Linked DNA regions of Homo sapiens: regions 1 and 3 are each linked to region 2. Evidence: chromatin loops called from intact Hi-C (ENCODE). Cell type or tissue: PC-9. All regions are shown on one strand. Links, peaks and the distances in the headings refer to the core of each region. The heading gives the core; the rest is flanking DNA.

Region 1 (8,359 bases), core at 299-8,298, 150 kb before region 2:
CTTCCCAATTTCAAAACTTACTACACAGCTACAGAAATCAAGACAGTGTGGTACTGGCCATAAGGTAGACATCTAGATCAATGAAATAAAATTGAGAGTCCAGAAATAAACCCATATATCTATAGTAAATTGATTTTGACTGGGGACCAAGACCACTCAGTGGGGGAAATAATGGTCTTTTTGACAAATGGTTCTGGGGCAACTGGATATCTACATAAAAAAGAATGAAGCCATGTTTTCGTACATGTTTTTAAGATTATTTGGGCATGGCAAGGCCAACAGATCAGAAGATGACTGCCATTGCAAAGACAGTTTGTTATACTCATAGATCCCAAAAGAAGAGGCACACCACACCACGGAAGGCCACACATGGGAGATCCAGGATCAACAAGAGGCAGAGGAAAAGGGAAAATTGTGAACAAGAGCCTTAACTGTAATTTTTGTGAAAGGAATAAGTGAGTCAGGGTAAGCAGATGTAGGATTGGCTACTTTGAATAATTTTAGTGGGCTTTGGAGCATAGGGGAAGTCCCTAGTTGTATGGTACCTGGCCTTAGGCAATTAAGGTAGGTGGATAGTGGCCCAGAGTGTGAGAGCTGGTTAAAGAAGATGGTTGAGGTTAAAAGCTCTGGATTGGGTGATTAGCATTTGAAAGAAATCCTCATGGGCTGGTGGTTTACTATATCTAAGAATTGACTAACTCTAAAAGGGTCAGTTCCTCCAGCATCATCAGGGCCCAAGACACTAAAACATCAGAATATAGAAAATAAAAGACATGGTTAATACAAGGTGGATATCTACTTTACACGGTCTACAAAAATCAACCCAGAATAGAGCAAAGATATGAATGTAAGAGCAAAAACTATAAGACTCTTAGAAGAAAACAGGCATAAATTTTCAGGACCTTGGCTTAGGCAATGGTTTGTTAGGTATCAACAGAACAAACAACCAAAGGGGGGCAAAAAGATAAATTGGACTTCATCAAAATTAAAAACTTTGTGCTTCAGAGACTAGAAACAAGAAGTTAAAAAGTCAACACATTGAATAGTAAAATATTTGCATATCATATATCCAATAGGGAACTTCTATCTAAAATACACAAAGAACTCTTATAATTCAATAATAAAAACATAAATAACCCAATTAAACAGTGGACAAAAAATCTGAATAGATGTTTTTTCCAAAGATTATAAACAAATGGCCAAAAAGCACATGAAAAGATGCTTAACATCATTAGTCATTAGGGAAATGGAAATCAAAACCACAATGGCATATCATTTCATACCTCCTAGGATGGCTAAAATCAAAGAGACAATAACAAGTACTGGCAGGAATATAGTGTCATTGGAACCCTCATACATTGCCACTGGGAATATAAATGGTACAACTCCTTTGGAAAACAATTCCTCAAAAAATTATACATAGAGTTACCATATAACTTAGTGATTTCACTCCTAGGTGTATACCGAAGACAACTAAAAAGAAATGTTCAGACAGAAACTTGTACATGAATGTTCGTAAAATTTTTATAGCAATAATATTTATAATAGCCAAAAAGTTGAAGCAACCCAAATGTGCATTAATTGATGAATGGATAAACAATTACGGTATATCCATACAATGGAATATTATGCAGTCAGAAGAAGCAATGAAGTACTCATTCATGCTATAACATGGATGATCCTTGAAAATATTATTCTAAGTGAAAAAAAGCAGACACACAAGTCCACAACTGTATTATACAAAACATCCAGAATAGGCAAATGCATAGAAACAGGAAGTAGATTAATGGTTGCCAGAGGTGGGAATGGAGAGTAACTACCAATGGGCATGGAGTTTCTTTTTGACGTGATGAAAATATTCTAGAATTATACAGAGGTGCTTGTTACACATCTCTGTGAATACATAAGGGTGATTTTTATGGTATGTGAATTATATCCCAATTTTTAAAAAAGGACAATGGGTTGGTATTAGCTCCCTGTGGTTGCTACTTGGTGGCTTAAAACAACAGAAATTTATTTTCTTAGAGTTCTGGAGTCTATAAGTCAGCAGTTTCATTGGGTAAAAACCAAGTTGTTGGTAGGGTTCACTGTCCCAGAAGGATCTAAGGGAGAAGTTGTTCCTTGACTCTTCCAGCTTCCGGTGGCTGTCAGCATTCCTTGCCTTGTGGCTATTTCACTCGAATCTCTTACTCTGTGGTCACATTGCCTCCTCAGTGTTTCTGTCAAATCTTTCTTTGCCACTCTCTTATAGGGACACTTGTGACTGGATACAGGGCCCACCTGGATGATCCAGGTTAAGCTCTCCATCTAAAGATCTTTAACTTAATCACATCTATAAAGACCTTTCCTTCCTTATAAGGTAACATTTACAAGTTCCAGAGAATAGAATTTAATATATTTGAGTGGCCCATTATTAACCTGTGGGGTTTCATAGGATTGAAAATTACCAATCTACAAGATAGAGTCTCTTTAGCATGACATACAGGAATCCCTATTTTCCTTTGATCTCCCTTTGTAGCTTCATTTATTTCCTCCTCAGATTCTCTGGTCTAGTCACATTGAACATAATGCAATCTTTTGTCATACATCCATGCCCTTGTATATACTGTTCACTCCACTGAATATACTCTTTCCTCTTTGTCACACTTCCAATCTTTCGGGACCTTATTAATCACCTCTCTGTGAGTACTAGGAAGTGATATCTCTATCCTCTTTACTGTGTGCTGCTTCCATTTTGAAACATATCATATGACATTTTATGAATCTGTTTACATTCCTGGTTAATCTACTAGACCATATTTGTCAAATGCAGGGATAACATCATATTAACTTCCTTATGTGTTAAGAACGGGGCTTGACATATAAAATACATGTATCTTGAATGAATGACTTAAGAGTTTATTATTGATGTGCCATTTTAAGTACCCAAGCATCAGGAACAGGCATTTATTAAATTCTACTTATTTAGGACTTTTGCTGCTTATGGGAGGGTCCTTGTTTCTCAATTTTGAGAGTTTTCAATGCCCCTATGTGACCTAGATTTGTTTAGAAGAATACCTTAACTTTTTACAAATACAGATATGTAACTCAAATTCCTTAATGTACTATTCAATATAATTTATTGAATATTATTTCCTAGATATTATAATTTTTAAATAATATTCAGTTCTTCTGTCCTTTAATGAACATTTTAATTTTCCTTCAGAAAACAATAATTCAAATTGTATTGGATGTTGAATTCCAGGAGTTCTCCCAATTTCCCCCCTACTCACCCCTTTTACCATAACCTTATGGTTGCCATTGATTTGTAAGGTAAATTTCACCTTTAGGAAAGACACACTTCAGAGAAATGCACTTCTGATTATTCTGAGAAAAATCAATTGAAAAATCAATGTGACAAAAAAGAAAAATCAACATGCTTTCCATAAACCAGAAGTTATAAATTCTTTCTAAATACAGTAAACATATTCTTAGTAAATTAACCATAATAAATATTGAGACAGGTCTTTATAACATATATGTTGAAATTCGGTCCTAGAAAACATTGGACTAGTTGAACAGAACTCAGTTACTCTTAGCATTCACAGCCTCAGAATGTCAAAATACTAAACACCAGAATAGAGTGTTCTAATTATTTATTGAAAATGAGTTTTTTAGTAAATTAAAAGTTAGTCAGAGACTTTCTTTTTCTGATGGTTCAAGATTTTGCATTGCCCAAGTGTTAGAATTATCATGAGCAATTCTCTTGCAGTTCTACTGTAGGTTAAAAGTTTTATGGCTAAGGACTTGGAAATACCACACAAAATGATGTCTTATATCATCTTTTTGTTGTTGATTTGCTTATTTTTAAAAGATAATGTGGGGCAAAATTCTGGGCAGATACAGTATAGATGTACTTACATTCTACAAAAATAGAACAACTAAGATAGCAAAATCAAAGGCCCGCAGACAACATCTAAAGCAAAATGAGGTGACAGAATGTATGTGCATAAATCATACATGGCTGCTGAATTGGGAGGGTGTTTTGCCTAATCCAACTATGGGTAGTGCACAGTGTCTGTGACTCATTAAGGTCTTATGGTGCTAGATCAATCTGGGCCAGACAAATTCTTAAAAGCATTTAACCAAAGCCCCCTAACAAGACAGGATCCTATTCCACACTATGGAGAAACTCCTGGGAAGAGAATCCAAATTGAATAGGACTGGAGCAATAAGATACAGAAAAGAGAGGGTCTAGTTAAAAATGGGGTAGGAGCAGGGAAAGCACATTTCAAAGAATGAGGATTTTTTTATCATGCCTTTCAAAAGAGGGAGCTCTAGAGTTCTGAATCAAAAAAATTTATTCTTGCCCGCACCTCCCTTCTCACAGTACAGAAACACTTACTCACTGAAACCAACTGAGCAGCAGAATAAAACTGTCCATACAAAGGCATTATAAGACAAAATAGAAAGGGCAGAATAACTTCTCTACAGATGATGAAAGTATGCCAGAGAGACACATATGGGAGTTCCAGAAGAAGAAAATCAGAGCAATGAAACAGAACAAATACTAAACTTGTTTTTTAAAAGAAATATGATCGATATTACACATTGAAAGAGTGTATCATGTCTCTGGAAAAAAAAACCAATAACAGCCATTGCTGAGACATACTCTAACAAAACTAGGAGACTTTAATAGTTTTACAGCTAAAAGTTTCTTTTTTATAATACTAATAAATCGTTGGGGTTTCCAGGCAAAAAGACCAAGTCATTTATAATGAAAAGAAACTCAGATTATTATCAAACTTTTTGACAGCAACATTTTATGCAGAAGACAATGTAGTGTAAGCCAGAGACTTTATATCTAGCCCAAATGATATTTAAGTAAAAAGATGACATTCTATTTTATAGAATGTTCTAGAAAATTCTATCTTATAGAATGTTCCTGAGTTCCTGCACCGTTACTGAGTAATCTCTAAAAGTACAAGCTATAGACAAGCAGTTACGAATGAGATATTGACAAAAGTACTGACAAGTGGGCAATTAGTTAACAAGTGGAATGTTCTTTAGAAACATTCTAGCGAATAAAGTAAAATATATTTTTTGCAATTCCTAATGAATTAACAGACCTCAGCAATAGTTAATAACAGCTTATCTCCTGATAGAATAATACAATACTATAAAGTAGTCTCTCACGGCCCCCAGTGAATCTGATCAAGCCTCTGGACATAACCATCAATTTATAGGAAATACAAGACTCAGATGAATGTTAAGTGACATCATGGGGACGTTTTCAGCCAAATGCAGACCACAGAAACCATACAGGGCAAAAATAATCCCTGGTTTCTTCAACAAAAGATTACAAGGGGAAAAATGAGAAAAAAAACCTGTAGAATAAAAGAGATTTAAGAGACATATCAGTTAATTACTTATATTGCAATTGCATTTCTATTACAAAACCTTATTTTGATCTTGATCAAACATACAAACTTATATATACATGTGCACATATGAAGATCAAAGAAATATGAACATTGGCTGGCTATTTGATGATATTAATTTTGTGATGGTGTACATGGTAAATAGAAATTATTGTTAATATTTGTGCCTGTGATAACTTTTGTTATGGTTTAAAACAAGTACCTTTATCTTGGAGAAATATACACTGAAATATTTACAGATGAAATAATATGATGCCTGAAATTTCCATCAAATAATTTTGGGTCACATTGGGATTATAGATAAAACAAGGTTGACTATATGTTGACAATTGCTGAATCTAGATTCAATATTCTGTAATTTCTATATTTGCACACACTTGAAGATTTATATAATAAGCTTTAAAATAAAAGACAATTTAGTGGGAAGGACCCATTTTAATTAATTAAAGGATTCTTGTAGCTTTTTTTTTTCCTGGCTAACTAAAATACATAAATTTGTCTAGTTTAATACAGGATGGGCTGTGCCTGGGGGCTTCACCTGTAATCCAGGTGCTTTGCAAGGCCGATGCAGGAGGATCACTTGAGCTCAGGAGTTTGAGACCATCCTGGGCAATATAGGGAGACCCTGTCTCTACAAAATAAAACATAAAAAAAAAATTAGTTGTGTGTGGTGGTGCATGGCTATAAGACCCAGTTATTTGGAAGGCTGAGGCAGTAAAATCACTTACGCCAAGGAGTTCAAGGTTACAGTGAGCTATGATCACACCAATGAACTCCAGCCTCGGCAACAGAGCAAGGCCTTGCCTACAGAAAACAAAAAAGGACAAAAAAAATGGAAGTCTAGTTCTATAATCCATACTATTTACTGATAAGATTGTGGAATTTACAACAAAAGCAGTTTTCTGTTAAATTCCTTTAAACTTCTAATTTTCATATCATTCTCATCGGCAATCCTAGCTTGTTAACTTTGTTATTATACATGAGGTATGGTTGAAAGGCTTCAGTGTATTGTAGAAAGTGCATGCAACTGAGAATCAATTGATCTTGGTTTCAATCCTGCCTCTGTTCCCAAGAATCTTTGTGACCTGGGACAAATTGTTTAATCATTCTAAGCCTGTTTCATCATCTGGATAATGAAAGAGTTCTGTAAACTTCTCTACAATTCAGATATTACCACCTCTAAGGTGTTTTTCTTTCCCCCAGACATTTTATTCTGCTGAAAAAGTACTATGGGATTTTCCTAACGTCAAATAGGTAGAAGTTTAAAATGAGGTCTAAACCCCTAAGTCATAGGCCAAGTGACAATAGAATAGTAATGTATCCAGGAGACATAATTTTAAGTTAGAAGATGAGGAAAACATGGCTTAAGTTTGACGGGAAAGCTCTAAATATAAGAATGGATCCTAAACTTATGAGGAAGTAGCAAAATAATGCTACTGTGGAAAAATGAAGCTTGGTAACACAAGATGAATAAAGAACTGCAGCAAAGAGAAACCAGGAGGTTACCCAGACACTTGACTCAGCACTTCCCAAATTCTACCTCGTTTATTCTTAGGTATTAAGTGAAATACAGTGTACTTGGGAATGGCAGGCATGAACCTGTCAAAAAGGTCACAAAATAGGCAAAGCTAAGGCAACTAAGATCACTTGGCCCAGGGAATGCTGAAGTGGAGGGAAACTACAAAAACAATTCTTCAAATTGGCAAATAAATATTCTCCAGATGAAGATAAGCAGCTGTTTTAGTCAGCTGGGTAGTATCTGGGCTTATATTACAGAAGAGAGAATTATAGTTAGGCTTAGGAAAAACTTCCTGGTACCTGGCAGTTGGAAATGTTCCTTCTCTGGGGATCTTTAAGCACAGGGCCGAATACTGCCTTGAGATGATTTTAGTGTAGCCTTCTTGAAGTTGTGAGGATAACCAAATGTTGCATATCTAGTGATTTACATTCAAATCTCATAGATGTGGGTAAAACTAATTGGTTTGGTGCAGATACAATTCTGGCAGATACAATTCGGGCAGATGTAGATCAGACCTCATTTCCTTCTCTGATTATTTCAATTTCCTACTCCCCTGAACTATCATAATTATCAACATCGTTTCTTAGGTCTATCAGCAATTGTTTTATAAATTTGGGAGCTCCAGTGTTAGGTGCATATATGTTTAGGACTGTGATATTTTCCTGTTGGACAAGGCCTTTTACCATTATATAATGTCCATCTTTGTCTCTTTTAACTGCTGTTGCTTTAAAGTTTATTTTGTCTGATATAAGAATAGCTACCCCTGCTTGCTTTTGGTGTCCTTTCGCATGAAATGTCTTTTTCCAACCCTTTACTTAAATTTTTTTGAGTCCTTATGTGTTAGGTGAGTCTCCTGAAGGGTGCAGATGGTTGTTTGGTGAGTTCTTATCCATTCTGCAGTTCTGTATCTTTTAAGTGGAGCATTTAGGCCATTTACATTCAATGTTAGTATTGAAATGTGAGGTACCATTGCATTCATCATGCTCTTTATTGGCTGTGTGCTTTGGGTTTATTTTTATTTTTTGTTCTTGCTTTTTAACTTGTATTTTTGATTTATAGGTCCTGAGTGATTTATACTTTAAAGAGGTTCTGTTTTGATGTATTTCCAGGATTTGTTTTAAGATTTAGAGCTCCTTTTAGCAGTTCTTGTAGTGGTGGCTTGTTAATGGCAAATTATCTCAGCATTTGCTTGTCTGAAAAATACCTCATCTTTCCTTCATATATGATGCTTAGTTTCGCTGGATACAAAATTCTTGGCTGATAATTGTTTTGTTTGAGGAGGCTGAAGATAGGGCCCCAATCCCTTCTAGCTTGTAGGGTTTTTGCTGAGAAATCTGCTGTTAATCTGATAGGTTTTCCTGTAAAGGTTACTTGGTGCTTCTGTCTCATAGCTCTTAAAATTCTTTCCTTTGTCTTAACT
Region 2 (8,359 bases), core at 122-8,121:
AACACTGCACTCCAGCCTGGGTGACGAAGCGAGACTCTGTCTCAAAATATACATATATATATATATAATATTTAATACATATATACATTTATATATAATATATATTATATTTAATACATATATATTAAATATATATGGCCATATATTTGTGTGTACATATATGTAGCCCTATGTATAATAGAGTATATTATAGTTTTCCATAATTCTATAATTCTGAATAAATCTGTATCTTGCAAAAAATAAAAATAAAGCATACATACAAAACTGTCACATTATAACAGTATCAACATGAATTTAGATATGCTGACACAGAGGCATTAATAAGGAGAGTGGGCTGATACACATGGATTTATAGCATAACAGCTTAGGTAATGTCTCTTATTTCACATTTGGTGGAGTGATACTGGCAGGACTGAATGGATAGAAAGTAACAGATGGTATTCAATGTGAAAAATCCCTTTGAATGCCTCAAGGACTATTGGGTCACAGGAACAAGCTACAGCTTTTGTCATATAGTTGTAGTGCTATACTGTCTCATCTCCTAAAACTTGGTTCCACATTTCAAAATACAAAAATTTTGCCAATACATGTAAAAATATTATTTTTAAAATGTCCAATTTGCTTCCTATTTTTAATTCTTTCATAAAGTAAACTACAAAAAGTAAAACTAAAAAAAAAATATTTTATGGTGGCTCATGCCTGCAATTCTAGCACTTTGGGAGGCCAAGGAAGGGGGATCACTTGAGGCCAAGAGTTTGAGACCTGCCTGGGCAACACAGCAAAACCCTGTCCCTACAAAAAATTAAAAAAAAAAAAAACAAGTTGTCAGGCGTGGTGGTATGCACCTATAGTCCCAGCTACTCGGGAGGCTGAAGCAGGAGGATCAATTAAGCCCAGGGGTTCAGGGCCCCAGTGAGCTATGATTGTGCTACTACACTCTAGCTTGGGTGACACAGTAAGACCCTGTTTCTAAAAATAAATAAATAAATTCTTTTCTAGATGAGATGAATAGAACACGGTAAAAAAGCAGTGTCAGGGAGATGAATTTAAAGTAGAAGAATGCCACACTAGAGTAAAACTATAAAGCCAGTATTACAGCCGACTGATCAGTTAATTTACACTATCAGCAAATGCTTGGTGCTAAAAGAAATCTGCAACATCATTTATCCTAGTCCTCTGAGTTATAGTTAAGGAGGTTGAGGCCCAGAAAAAGAAGTTGTTTAATTTGTTATATATTCACAAATTGAAATCTGTTTTTTAAAACTTCTCCATGTATAAAATATTATTAGATTTAAAACAACTAATGTTGAAATGTATTGCTCCACTTAATACTAAACTCATGATTTGCTTCACAGAATGTACAAATAACTAAAATCCCATTCCTCTTCCAAGACAACACCCACACTCACACATACACATACAATCTCTAAAGTTTTGGGGGGTTGTTGCTATGTTTTCTTGTTACTTTATGTATGCCTTTTTAAAACAAACCAGGAGAAAAGTCCTATCCAAATTTCTACTATATTTCATTCAGTAGTTTTATTGTGTAAATAAAACTGCTTACCAGAAATAAAGATTATTTATGTTTATAAAACTTCAAAGAATCATTCTGCTAGACATTAAAGATATTATAGTTTACTTTTCTTAATGAAAGGTCAGTGAAGGGACAGGATAAAAGGAATTTGTTTTCCTTTGGTAACTGATTTTTTTTCCTTCAATGTAACTTATGTAGATATTAGGTGATGGAATAGTTGAGGCCACAGAAGAGTACAAATTGAGGGAATCTAATTTTCTCCTATTTGTCTGCAATATTTAATCAAGTACAACGGGGATTTTGTCATTCAATTAATAATTCATTCATTTAAGAAATATTTACTTGGGGAAGTACAAAGTGGTAGAGATAGAGAAAGACTCAAGAAACTCAAATTCAGTGGTTGAAAAAGACAAATAAACTAACCATTTTTTAAAATCCAATTGGATCCTGGTTTGAATATAAGCCTTTTTGTTTCCTCCCCCAAAATCTAATGTATTCAGCAAAGGTGTAAATGTGTTAACTAAGGTGTTTATAAACAACAATAAAATATTTCTCTCTCACTCACCCACATTAACATTTTATAAACACATTTTCTGATATCTACATCCTATGAATTTGTGTTTAACTAATTCACACTTCAAACAGCAATTACACACACACATATGCCTGCCTCTTCAGAGAATCATTTTAGATTGGATTTAGATTGAGAAGGGATCTTAGAGATCTAGGGTTCAATGGTCTCATTTTACAGAGGAGAAAGATGAAGTCCAGATAGATTGGCATTTGCCCGAGGTAACCATTTAGAGGCTGATATTTAGGATTCTATATAGAACTATAATTATTCTGATTCAATTTTATAGTTTGTTCAGTTTTTCCAAAGAAAATACACACCCGCAAATTCCCCTTTCTCAAATCAGGAACTCTTGCTATATTAAACCCAGAAGGCATGGCTCATCAAGTGAACCACATGGATCAGCTGTCCACCTCCTTAACTGCGCCGTCTCTTCTTCGTGCCTGATGTCCCCAGGCCACCCAGGCCAAGATATAGAAGAAAAGCCAAAAAACTACTTTACTGAAGCCAGCATAGGTTTTCAAAATTTGCCTCATATGTCTAAAGTTAAAATATCAAAACAAACCTCTTATTAAAAATCAAAATGGTCAATTTTATCTAAAATTTTTTAATATTTTCAAAAGTCTAAAGAAAGAAACCACTGCTTCCCCCTTTAAAAAGAATTCTGCTTTCAGCTGATACAGAAAAATCAACTAATGTGGATGGCAAGATCTGAGAACTATTTAGGGAACTTCGGCCTGTCCATGGACTAATAGTCACACTTATTTATGAAAATGCGTATTTCTGTATTTTTAACTTGTTAATGACATCATTGGGCATATGGATTTGAATTGGTGCTCAAGTGAAAACTTCTACTGCTCCTACTTTGGAGTTTGTGCTCAAATGAAAACATCTAGTGCTTGTGATCATAATACACATGAATTTTTCAAAAAATCTTTAAAATATTTTAGAATTGGAAGAGACTGGAGAAAATGACTGGTTGCAAAAAAAAAAAGAAGAAGAACACAAGCTTTGTAGTCAGTATTTTGGCTCTTCTGGTGGGTAGTTTTGCAGGGTTAGAAGGTCACTTTTATCTCTCCCATCTTGCTCTATATGGTGGGGATAATAACAACGCTGGGTTGTTTTAAGAATTGTTACCAACCAGTAAAATATCTAGCACATAATGGGTACTCATAAGTTGGAGCTATTGTTATTTACTCTAGTTCTAAATTCCCATCTGACGATGTGTTTGAAGAAAGTGCAGCAGCAAGGGAATGAAAACGAACTAAAGTTTGTTTCTTAGCAATTGAGTGCCAGGCACATAACGAACACAAGTCAAATGGCAGCAGCAGTTTCTTTCATTGACCACTTAGCATATGCCAGCAATTTACTAGATGCTTTAACACATTATCTTATTTATTAATCTTCCCAAATGCCCTCATGAGGTAGGACTTATCACTTCATTACACAGAAGAGGAATCAGAGACTCAGAGAGATCAAGTAACTGTCCCCAAGGTCACACAGCTAACAAGCAGCAGAGCCAGAACTGGTAAGAAAGGCAGAAGAAATGAGCAGAGGCTGCCCTAAAGCCAACCTGTAAACAAAGCAGGGAAGCTCAGAAGCAACTAGAAGATAAGTGCAACAGACATGTCTTCCCACTGTGAGCTCCTTAAGAACTAGGCTAGGTCTCATTAAAGGATGGAAGCCCAGACTCTGGGACAATTCCAGGAACACAGTGAGTGCTGAACAGATGTATGTGTATTATAATAAATTGGAATGCAATAAGCATTTGGGCAATAAGGAATCACATTTGCTCTAAGCAAAGTGTTTGCGATAACAGCAAATGTAAAAGGTAGAAGAGTAGTAAGGATATTCATGCTTAAGGACAACAGTTACTGATTAAAATATTTTATAAATCTATTGTCTGATAATGACAATTGTGTTCACAGATTTTTCCTCAATTATATTATTATATAAAGATTTCAATCACTGAGTGCTATCATCTTAAAATGTGAAGGACTATGATGAGGATACATACACACTATACACACAGACACACATATACACACACATATATAGGGAATAGCTTAAAATGTATTCTATTGTATATGCTATATGGAAAAAATCTACATGAAAGAAAATTCTCTATGAACGTTGTAAAAATAACCCAACAGCTTAGTTTTCTTTCATTCAAATAATACCTATGACTTAAAGTCATGATAAAAATCAATTCACAATTTATTAAGTTAGATATGTGCAACTACATTTATACAAATAAAACCTCGGTAATTTGATAGCTTACTATTTTAGGGGGAATAGGGACTATTATGAAAACAAAGAGAACCTTAGTCTATCAGAATTTTCAAAAAGACAAACAAAAACATGGGTCAAACTAAAATTCTCCATAGGAACAACCTACATACAGACACATCCAGTGACTAAATTGTGTTTATGTATTTCTTAAGCAATGGATGGAGTTCATTTTGACAATTTGTTTACTAAGAATTGCACCAGAAAACTGCCTATTCATTTTCTTTCTGTTTGGCAAACAAAGCATGACACATAGCAATATAAAAGAAAAATATAATCCTGGGATGCATTTGCAATCATCACAGAGAACTGCCCTAAATTGTCTTAAGCCTGTGGCATTGGCTTTCAGAAGAACATTTAAACACTGCCACATGCTGTTCATCTGTGTGTCCTGCAGTCTGAGAGTTCCAGGTCCCCACTTGGCCTCAATAGAAGGTTGAATCACAAGTACTGTCAGGCTTATAAAGCTCTTAACTTCTCAAAACCACCAAATGGTCTTGAAAAAGAGAAGTATAACAATCTTAAGAATCTAATGGTAATCTCTCATTAAGATTTTATATAGTACACAATTGTAGTCATGACAAAGCACAGTCTCCATGAGCACACTGCTTCCTAGTAAAGGAGCAGAGACCCTACCATTAAGATTTTATATATAATGCACTAAATTTACTAATGTGTTTGAATTTTTTCTTTTATGAATTTCGTAACATTCCGTCTTTATTAATGCTAATTCTACATTGTACCACATAGAAGCCTGGTTCTTTAAATATATTAGTTCAAGTCTACCTCTATGTACGCTAAAGAAACATATACCCACCTCGTCTAAAAACTAGAAAAACATCCAGATGCCTATAATATACTTCAAGGTAGAAATCATGCTTTATTCAGTTTTGTCTTTTCTGTGACTGGTAAGAGAAGAGATCCTAAGAAAATATTTATTGAAAAAATAAATGGATACATAAATGTTTTAAGCAGAGTTCACAATTTCTAAAGAATGAACACCACATCCTGAAAGAAACTACCATTTACTTTTAGTTTCCTTTTTTTATAAAAATATATATGGAAAGATTCAAAATTAGTTGTCAGTTTTACATACTTCGCCCACAATGAGCAACATCACCAACCAAAAGAAAAAAGGCACTGAATCATTGTTGAAATCATTGTTGATTTTAATTAGTTTGATCCAAAAAAAAAAAGCTGAACTTGGGCATGTTATTCTATGTTCTTATTTGAAGTCCTTAATTTTAACATTTGTTGTATAAAACATTCCAATTGAAAACATATAAATAGTAAATGGAAAAAATCTTACATGTATGCAGCGTAAATAGCATTAACTAACTTTTTGATTCATTTATTCATTCACTCAAATATTTAAAGTATGTAATGTGCTTAGAGAAGATCAAGTCGTGGAGGGGAAAAATATTGACTGATTGCAGTTTAAACTTATGATCACTAATTTGAATTGAGTCTTAGTGCTGCCTAGCTATCCTACTATATTCTACTCAATTCACCCCCACTACATGACCACAGAACACTTCCCCTCTCTCTACAAATCTTCAACGTCTTCAGCCCCTCTTCAATCTCAGCTGATGATCTTGCTTCTTGTTTCTCTGGGAAAACAAATCAAGCAGAAGAGGACTTCCACAGGCCCTCACCTCCAAAAGTATCATCTATCTGTGTTGATGTGCTCTGCCCTCCTTTGTGTATTATTTTGGGAGAACTGTCTGGTTCCCATCTGAGGCCCATCCTCTGTCTCTTATTCAAGACCATGACTTCTGTAACTGTTCAATCTTGCTCCTACATAATCAATTTTCCCCTTTCTACTAGATTGTTTCCATCAGCACCTAAACATATTATAATGTATCCTATCTTAAAAATACAATACAATACAATAAAAACTTGATCCAACCTCATCTTCTAACAGCCTAATTATTTGCCCTGCTTCACAGAAAAGCTCATCTAAAAAATTGTCTATTCCGTGCCATTCTCAATAGGAGTGATATCACTCCAGAAGGTCAAAAATTAATTCTTTCAGGCAAAAATTACTTGCTCTTTGTATATGTAAGGCATAGATATATATATACAATACATAACAAAAGTATACCTGTGATACTGGAATTTCATGGAGAGGGGAGGATTAGAAAAAAATGTCTAAGAAAGCTCTTTAAGGAGGTGATCATGAAAAAGTGAGAAACACTGGTCTAAACACACTGTCTCGGTGTCCTCCCTTCCCATTTGTTTCTTGAGCCTTCTCCAATCTGGCTTTCATTCCCAGCATACCATACAAACTGCTATTGTCAATGTCACCTTTATCCTCTGACATGATTTCAGTGTTTGTCTCCTCCAAATGTCATGTTGAAATGTGATCCTCGGTGTTGAAGGTGGGCCTAGTGGGAGGTGTTTGGTCATGGGGGCGGATCTCTCATGAGTGCCTTGGTGCCTTCCCTATGTAATGAGCTCACATGACAGCTGGTTGTTTAAAAGAACCTGGCATCTCTCTCTTGTTCCCTCTCTCCTCATGTGATGCTCCAGTTCCCCCTTCACGCTTCACCATGACTAAAAGCTTCCTGAAGCCTCACCAGAAGCTGAGCAGCTGCTGGTGCCATGCTTGTATAGCCCGCAGAACTGTTAGCCAAAATATATCTCTTCCAGCTTCAAGTATTTCTTTACAGCAACGTGAAATGGACTGACACACCCTCCACATTGCGAAATCCAATGGGCAACTCTTAGATGAAACTATAGTCAGTATTTGGTACAGCTGATGACTTCCTCCTTCTTCAAACACTTTCTTGGCCTATGGGACAACATACATGTTTGGTTTTCCCCCTCACTCACTGGCATCTCCCTCTCAGTCTTTCTTGGGGTTCCTCTTAATCTTCTAGTTTCCAAACATTGCAGTTTCTCTGGGTTCAATCTTGGACCTCATCCAGTTCCATGGCTTTAAATACTATTTCTCTACTGATGATTTTCAAATATATCTCTCCAGCTCAGACATTGCTCCTGAAACCTTCTATATTCAACTGCATAAGTATTCCCACTTGAATCTCTATTAAGCAACTCAAACCCAATCCAAGACCAAATTTCTCTTCTTGATTCCCAGTTCACTACCTGCCTCACAAACCTACTTCTCCCTCAGTTTTCTCCCTTTGGTAGAAGACAACTCTGTTTTTGCAATTATTCAATCCCAAAACAGTGATTTCACTCTGGAAACCACTGTCACAGTCCATATCTATACATCAGCAAATCCTGGCAGCCATACTTTTGAAATCAAGTGTCTGTAGCAACCTGAACCCTTTAGAATTGATGCAAAAATGAGGGATCCTTGTACATCTGGATTGCACCTACTGCTCAATGTACCACCAGTATTGCTGTAGTCCATGCCACCATCATTTCTGGTCTCTGCATTGACAACATCAGTTCATCTGGTCATCTCAGCCCTCTTACAGTCTAACTTCCAAAACAACAGCAAGGTAAATTCATAATCCCTAAATCTAAGTCACATAAGGTCTTTCCTGAAATGGCTTCCCATCTGATGGAGAGTAAAATCCAATGTCTCTATCACAGTTCACAAAGCCCTATTTAATTGAGCCTCCTGCTTCCTCTCTGCTCTCATCTTCTGCCACTGTCCCTTTCATATACACTGCATGACAGCCACACTGGCTGCCTTATAAAACTTCTCACTGCTTGGGGCCTTCCTACTTGTTCCAAGGAACTTCTATTTGGATATCCCTCCAGAGATTCTCTTGGTTTACACTTTCACTACCTTCAGGTGTCTACTGTTTAAAAATCACCTTGTCACAGACCTGCTCACACTATATACAAGAGTATTCCTTGTCATTTTCTATTTCTCCTATCTTGTTTTCTCTTCCCTCAGCATGTACCATCATTTCACATAGATATTCACTTATTTTTCCTCCACCCCCTGGATCAAATACTATACAATATTATGCCTCCTTCCACTAGAA
Region 3 (8,359 bases), core at 299-8,298, 700 kb before region 2:
TTCAGCTCCATTATAATCATGGGACTGCCTTGGTATATGCGGGCTGTTGTTGACAGAAACGTCATTATGTCACGCAAGACTAGATAATGAGGGAATCCTTTTCCTCCTAATTGGTTATTTGAGCTGTTTAATCTCCCTTCCACTCCCAGCAAGTGTAGTCATTAAAATACCTTACATAACTATGGAGCCTTCATGATTAGAACTGCGATATGATGATGTTACATACCCACTCAGGGTTCTCTGCTTCAGGGCCAAAGTTTGGGCAATGTCACACCTATTGTACTTTTTGGATGGGTTTCTCTGTCATGAGAGGAATGGGAAATGAAAGAAGGATGAGCCCAATGTAATTCTGAGAATCAGATTTAACTAGTATCTGATAAAGCTTGCAAAATTTCCATGTTGATAAGTTGATCTAATTTATTTGTTTAACCTGCTGTATAATGTTTTATCATATGAAAATATCACATTTGATTTATCTATATGGAACATTTAGATTCTAATTTTTTGCTGTTTTAAATAATATTTCCATGAATTTCCCTATATGTTTCTGCTTTCAATATATGAAAGTTTTGCTAGAGTAGGGGTCTTTAAACTTTTTTGTTAGCTTATCCCACAAACAATTTGGAAAAACTTTTCCTCTATACACATGGTAGAGTTAGAATTGAACTTTTTTATTCTAAGTTTAAGTAGGTGGAAAGGAAGTAATTTCCTAGTTATGTAACTTTTTTTTTTTTTTTTTTGGAGACAGAGTTTTTGCTCTTGTTGCCCAGGCTGGAGTACGATGGCGCAATCTTGGCTCACTGCAACCTCCACCTCCCGGGTTCATGCGATTCTCTCCTGCCTCAGTCTCCCGAGTAGCTAGGATTACAAACACCCGCCACCACGCCCTGCTAATTTTTTTTTTTTTTGTATTTTTAGTAGAGACAGGGTTTCACCTGTATTTTTAGTAGAGACGGGTTTTCACCATGTTGGCCAGGCTGGTCTCGAACTCCTGACCTCAGGTGATCCACCCGCCTCGGCCTCCCAAAGTGTTGGGAGTACAGGCGTGAGCCACCATGCCTGGCCTATGTAACATTTAAAGTAGAATTCTTAAGTGTATCCAATATTCATAAATACCATAGTAATTTGTTGCCATTGCCCATCAAAACATTAAAAAAACGAACAAGCATTTTTTACAATGGGAAATTTTACATCATTCTTTTTTCTCTTTGAACTTGAATTTTTTTTCCAATTCTGATACAGATTTTTATTTGGATGTAATATATATTATGTGTGAATATCTTTTATTGATGATGACTGTATCATATTTCCATGCAACAAATTTTATAAAAATTTAAATTGTGTTAAATTTTCTGGACCATAATGCTCCTCAGTGTTAAAAATTATTCCAAATTATCATTAATATTTTTGTATAATCAAATAAATACTTTTAAATTTTGATAATTATTAAATATAAAAAAATCAACTGGGCTTAAAAAATTGGTTTATATATCACAAATGAATTTTATATATTCCTAGAAGGAGACAAGTTCAGCATTAGATCATTTATCCCTAGTTTTTGCTTTTATGTTGTAAACATTGAGTAATATTATTCACATAAGTAGATGGTGAGTGAAAGGAAGTGTTTTAGCAGTGTTACTCATTTATTTGAAAGCTTCCCAAATTATATGTCATACATCACTTAGTGATCTTATTTGTAATGATTTTTCAATGAATAGTTTCAATAGGTTCTCCTTCAATTTACCAGAAAAAAAATTAATGTTAAACAGGTTAACTTTTAAAAGGGTTTGTTGGTAAAATTATTCAGCTACTTAGCAGCAATATCATTATTGCAGATGATCTCTTTAGCTCCTTGCAGGTTTTTACACTTTCAGGCAGTACATCGTTTCAGCATTCAGATGGAGAGGGGTATTCTGTTCTCTTTTAAAGTGGGATAAAGGGCACTGTGAAAGGGGAAATGGGGACAAGGAACTACTAGGTCCACTTGACTACACTAGTTCTGAGGCACATCAGATTTAGGAGAAAGTGTATATGGAAGTTATGGAATTGATTCTCTTGAAACTAAGAACCTTATTTCTCCTATTTGAAGACCACTACTCTGATGTTTATACCCAAAAGTGGAATTGCTTGTGTTGGAGTCTCCTAAGCTGTGTAACTGTTTCACTGAAGTCACATCACTGAGGACATTGCTGTGCCTCTCAAGGACTCAGGAACAGTCCCTCTGTCCATATATGTAAGTCATAGCAATCTTCTATATTTGGGAAAAATCCCTTGGTCGCCTTATTTAAATAACTGGTGAGCAATGAGTAGTAATCCATCAGTGTTCTATGAGACACCAAATTTCTTTCTATAATGTGGCTTTTGACAACTTCTGGAAGTATTTTTATTCATGATTCTCACATTTCTTTCTTTAAAGGGCATCATTAGTCTACCATCAACCAAGATGTTATACAAAGACAGCATCGTAATTCATTTACATTGAGTGCCCTAAAGCACAAATGCCTTTAAGGCCTTCTTTACTCTCTATTAATTGCAAAATAAACAGATGTCTACTGGAGAAGGTTATTAGAAATAATTTGTGCAGTTTGGGAGAACTAGGGGTCAGGATTCCTTGACTCAGCTTCTGAAACAAACTCAAGCCCACTAAACCACCAAGGTAACTACATCCAGAAATCTGCAAACCAGAAAATGTTTGCCCTGAATAAGGTAAAGGACAAAAAAGAATAAGGGCAAACATTTTCTGGTTTGCAGATTTCTGGATGTAGTTGCAAAGGACAGTACATTTCAAAAACAGAGTAATGGCCATTCTCAAGCAGGACTCAGTTTAATTCTACTTGAAAAGAGTGAGAACATTTAATGTGCCAAATTCAAGTCATAAGGAAAAGTTGACCAGTTAATAGGACAAATGCCACAACATTGTAAAATAAACAAGATTTGAAATGCAGAAAATCCTATTTTACAATGAACAAGTCTACAAGAACACAAGAATAAAGCACACCTTAATTAAGTCCTCCCTCTTACTTGTTTCAACAGGTGAGGTAGGAAAACAGTGGTCCTATGAGTGGCAGCAGCCAATGGCCTGGGGCTGCACCCTGGGAGCTAGCCAAGACAAAGATGCCATGTCCAGAAAAGAAATTTCAGAAATGACTTATGGCTCAGAGCCATGTATGTAAATGAGGTTATTTTTTTTTTCTCTGAAAATGGTCTGTTTCTATCCATTAGCTTTCTCCCAGTTCCCTGACTTCATAAAATTTATGTTAAGGATTTGAAATATTCCCAGATTAATTTTCAAGTACCATGACTTTACTTAGAGACTTCATTTTTCTTTAGGGTTCCCTGCAATGCAAACCTGTACCTTCTTTAATAAATGTAAATATTTAAGCCACGTGAGGTGGCTCACACCTGTAGTCCCAGCACTTTGGGAAGCTGAAGCAGGTGGATTACTTGAGGTTCAGAGTTCAAGACCAGCCTGGCCAATATGGTGAAGCCCTGTCTCTACTATAAATACAAAAATTAGCCTGGCATAGTGGTGTGTGCCTGTAGTCCCAGCTACTTGGGAGGCTGAGGCAGTAGAATCGCTTGAACCCGGGAGGCAGAGGTTACAGTGAGCCAAGACTGCCCCACTGCACTCCAGTCTGGGCACTCCGTCTCAAAAAAGAAAAAAAAAAAAAGTAGTACATTTAGTACAATTAAGTAACAAAAATCTACAAAAGGGAACTGTTCTATTATATTTAGAAAAGATAAAATTTCCCTCCTAAGCTAGTTCTGACATTAGGTTTTTCTATGGTATTCTTTCTGAAGTTCCTACAAGAGAGAAAAATCTAAATCACAATAGGAGTATTTTTTGAACTTATTCTATTGATCTTAAAACATTGTTTAATAAGAGACTTATAACTGGGCAGGGCCTAGAACTGCTTTATTTTATTATTTAGTGTAACCATGAAATTAAACAGTGGTCTACCATTGGGGACCAAGGTCAGATTCAAAAAGATTTAAATATAAATTAAAGCTACTACACATTTATGTGGTTGAAAAATCAAAAGGTACAAAACAACAGCATCACATATGATATCACTTGTGGCCCTTGCAGTTGTGTAACTTGGCAGTCCTGTATATATCACCTTCCCAGGGGATCTCTCAGCCATATCAGTTTCTTGTATATTAATAAGGGGAATCTTGAAAGATAGAGGTCAAGAGGAGAAAAATAGGGATTGGAAGAAAGAATGGCAAGAGAGGGCAGGAGAAAGGAGAGTGGAACGATGGACGAAAAGGGAAAGACTGAGGCCTTATACAAAGGATTGGCAACTTTCTCCCAGCCCTCTCTTGCAGTTGTCCTTGGTGTGTGTGTGTATATTTGTACATGAATAGAAGAGGAAGAAATGGAAAGCTGGTGGGGGCGGGGGGAAGCCACTTATCTGGGGAAGGATAGTGGTGAGCCCTGGAGAATTTTTAACTTAGTGCATGCATTACTTGAATAAAGTTCCTTGTATTGCCTTTTCTGATATCATTTTTATCTAGACTCATCCAAGAATATGTTAGTATTTTGAGATTTAGCTTTTGGGAAAAAATTCAAAGCTAATAAGCATAAATATTTGTGCAAGAAAGAGAAGCAGATATGCAGACCTCTACCACCTCTTACCAGAGACAAACTAACCTTTCTCCAGCACACATTGGCCTGATGAAATCTAGAATTAAGCTTTCTCTCAGCACTGACCTGCCTCAGACTGCAAAGAGGTTTTCTAACTGGTTTTGAGCCATGATGAAGGTGCTGACTGTAACTGCATGGCAGCATTTTCATTGACTCCAACTCTTCAGCAGGTGGCAGCGTTCTCCTTGCTCCATGTGGGTTTGGTGTTTCCTTCCTTTCAAAAGAGCACGGGCCTCACAGTCCCTTTTCTGTCTGCGGTCCACATGTAACGGCTGCCTCCTTTATATTCTTGTCTGAAAGACACTCTCCCAGTAATCTTAGGAACTAAGGAGGAGAAACAAATTTGCAACATGTGGCTATTCATGTTTTAATGTTTGATCCTTAAGGTATTTAGCGTCATGGGCTAATTTCAAGGCACTTAAGGTTAGAGAGTGAACATCGGGAATCATTCATTCACTTATCCTTGTTTTTCTCCATCCCAAACCCTATTTATCATCTCTATTTAAGCAATCTCCTTGTTTTCTTTGTTCACTCCTTTCCAAGCCTTGAAAATGTCATTAAAAACCATCTCTAGTCAAATTTCTAACTAACTCATTTAGGTTTCTATACAAGCTAGACTTTCTTACCATCTTTATTCACTGATAGGGTATATCAGGGAATTCTCCGGGCTCCAACTGAGGATCCCTCACTGAGTTGCTGTGTAATCTGGGGCATGTAAACCCTTTGCGCCTCAGTTTCTTCATTTGTAAAATGAGATTGGTAAACTAGCGGGTCTATGAAGTTTTTTTCTAGCTCTTATGCACTGGATGATAAAGCAGTCTGCCACTCTCTTGAATGGAAGAAGATGGGGGTACTGTGCTGTCATATGATTATTTTTCGAGGACATTTTCTTTGAGCAGCAAAAGTTATTAAATAGTACAAAGAGTAAAAAATAGATCTGGTCAAGACCATTGATCTGGGGAAGAGAGGGTATTCAGGATAAGATACAGCCTGTCTACCACACATCTCTACTATGTACCATTTATGGCAGATATTCCCATGTATTTCTATTGTCCAGCAAACACCAAACAGACCCTTACGCTTAAATTCTGGAAATTCTTTAGGGTGCTCATTTATTTTAAAATACAATTAGAATCGAGCTTCTTTCCTGGTTATTTAATATTCTCTTGATAATAGACATATATTTTTAGTTTTAATTCTAATGGATGAAATCACCTTTCTACCTTATAAATATAATAATCATTGTAAAGAACCTTTGAACCATATAAAAAACAATAAATAAAAAGAGAAATTTATCTCCCTTGGAAGCCTTCCCTCTCTATCCTGCCCTCAGAGAGAATGTGTTATCTCATCTCTTATTCTTCCAGATAATTTGTATGTATTTATGCAAACACATGTATATATATATGTATTATCACTTTTGTTTTATTTCATTGAATTTTAATGAATCTTTTGGGAAATACATTAGTCCTAGAGTAGAATCATGCTGTAAAATAGATGAGTAAGCACATTAACAAACTAGAAGATTAAGGAGCAAAATAGAAAACAACTGAAAACATTCAGTTGCTAATCAAATTGTCAGCTGATAGGATTCTTAAATGACAGATATTCTAGGCAGAACTGACCTGAGAGAAGGACTACGTAAAATGGTCTGTTTTGGGGGGTTATTTATAGGGGATAGGACTAGGGTCATTGTGGAAGATGGCCACCAACAATTCCTCCATGCCTCTACACGCATGCCACCCTTCCCACCAAAAGGAGATGGAGTCTGTTTCCCCTCCCTTGAATCTTTTTTCAGCTTCCCCAGTAGCTAGAACTACAGGCACATGCCACCATGCCCAGCTAATTATTATTTTTTTGTAGAGACTGGGGTCTTGCTATGTTGTCCTGGCCTCAGGCAATTCTTCCCTCTCAGCCTCCCAAAATGCTGGGATTATAGGTATGAGCCACCATGCCTAGCTAATTTGGTTTTTAAATATTTTATTTTAAAAGAATTTTTTTTTTGAGGCAGAGTCTCGCTCTGTTGCCCAGGCTAGAGTGCAGTGGTGCGATTTCGGCTCACTGCAACCTCTACCTCCCGAGTTCAAGCGATTCTCCTGCTCCACCCTCCCAAATAGCTAGGATTACAAGCATGCGCCACCACTCCCAGCTAATTTTTGTATTTTTATTAGAGATGGGGTTTCACCATATTGGCCAGTCTGGTCTCAAACCCCTGACCTCAAGTGATCCGCCTGCCTTGGCCTCCCAAAGTGCTGGGATTACAAGTGTGGGCCATCGTGTGTGGCCTGGAAAAAATTCTAGACTTAGAAAAAAGTTGCAAAAATGGTATGGATTTTTTTTTTTTTTTTTTTTTTTGACACAGGGTTTCACTGTCACCAGGCTGGAGTATAGTGGTGCGATCACTGCTCACTGCAACTTTGACCTCCTGGGGCTCAGGTGATCTTCCCACCTCAGCCTCCCAAGTAGCTGGGACTATAGGCACACACCACCATGCCCAGCTAATTTTTGTATTTTTTGTAGAGACATGGTTTTTCCATTTTGCCCAGGCTGGTCTCAACCTCCTGAGCTCAAGCAATCTACCCACCTGGCCTCCCAAAGTGCTAAGATGACAGGAGTGAGCCACCATGCCTGGCCTGGTGTGGAGTTTACGTATACTTGTTATCCAGCAGCCCTAGTATTGATAACTTTTTTTTTTTTTAAAGAGATGGGGGTCTTGGCCAGGCACAGTGGCTCACGCCTATAATCCCAGCACTTTGGGAGGCCGAGGTGGGCGGATTGCGTGAGGCTAGGAGTTCAAGACCAGCCTGGCCAACATGGCAAAACCCCATCTCTACTAAAAATACAAAAATTAGCTGTGCGTGGTGGCATGCGCCCATAATCCCAGCTACTTGGGAGGCCAAGGTAAGAGAATCGCTTGAACCAGGAGGTGAAGGTTGCCGTGAGCCGAGATTGCACCACTGCACTCCAACCTGGCTGACAGAGTGAGATTCTGCCTCAAAAAAAAAAAAAAAAAAAATTCCCTGCTTTCAAGAGACGGGGTCTCACTATGTTGCCCAGGTTGGTCTCGAACTCCTGGGTTCAAGCCATCCTCCCACTTCAGCCTCCTAAAGTGTCAGAATTACAGGCATGAGCCACTGTTCCTGGCCAATAACTTATTAATAGCCACAGAACGATTATCAAAACCAGGAAATTAGCACAAGGTACGAACCTTATATGAAATTCACTTGTTTTTGTAGTGATGTTCTTTTTCTGTTCCAAGATTTAATCCAGGTTCCCTTACTTGCTCTTAGTTGATATGTCTCCTTAGTCTGGGGAAAAGACTTCTAACAGAGCTGGAAGAGCAGTGAGAAAATTGCTATTGAAGGTTGGAGAAATGGTGTTAGTAGTGGCAAGATGTTTGACAACCCTTGTGGTCAGATGTATGGTAAAACATAGAAGACAGAAAGTGTACCTAATAAACTTGTGGATTTGGCAACATTCAGGCTGAATGTTCAGAGTGACAATTGGCTTCTTTTAGGGATGTACGAAGATACACAAGTGATGTATGATGATAACACAAGAGACAGAGATGTGTTAAAAAAGGAACTATCCCATTTTTAAGCAGAGTCTCTTTATGCCAGAAAGACTCTCAAAGTAAGAAATGGCCTCAAGGGCCTGCCTGTAGAATTGGCCTCAAGTTAAAGATCTTATCGAGACTTGGTGCTAAGACCT

Evidence for each region. Hi-C counts contacts between places; a loop is a spot of excess contacts. Peaks named below come from ENCODE experiments on the same cell type or tissue, not always from the same donor. Only the 100,000 strongest peaks of a DNase experiment are listed, where the experiment ranks them.
Region 1: it touches region 2 in a loop (9-fold over the local background); 57 of 110 quality-filtered maps call a loop at or near these places.
Region 3: a loop joins it to region 2, with 14 times the contacts of the local background. A loop is called at or near these places in 98 of 110 quality-filtered maps.

The regions. Positions count from the first base shown.
Region 1 is chr10:88,397,817-88,406,175 of GRCh38, forward strand. The region is part of intron 4 of RNLS (renalase, FAD dependent amine oxidase); the gene reads right to left. Among named protein-coding and RNA genes, the nearest start is that of RNLS, 180 kb to the right of the region's middle. In PC-9, for the core only: a CTCF peak has its summit at 4,350; no DNase peak of the experiment used is centred there.
Region 2 is chr10:88,548,596-88,556,954 of GRCh38, forward strand. All of the region lies in intron 4 of RNLS (renalase, FAD dependent amine oxidase), which reads right to left. Among named protein-coding and RNA genes, the nearest start is that of RNLS, 31 kb to the right of the region's middle. In PC-9, for the core only: a CTCF peak has its summit at 4,763; a DNase peak (open chromatin) is centred at 4,666; H3K27ac peaks cover 365 bases.
Region 3 is chr10:87,846,138-87,854,496 of GRCh38, forward strand. No RefSeq gene overlaps it. Among named protein-coding and RNA genes, the nearest start is that of KLLN, 13 kb to the right of the region's middle. In PC-9, for the core only: a CTCF peak has its summit at 4,825 (motif pointing right); a DNase peak (open chromatin) is centred at 4,794.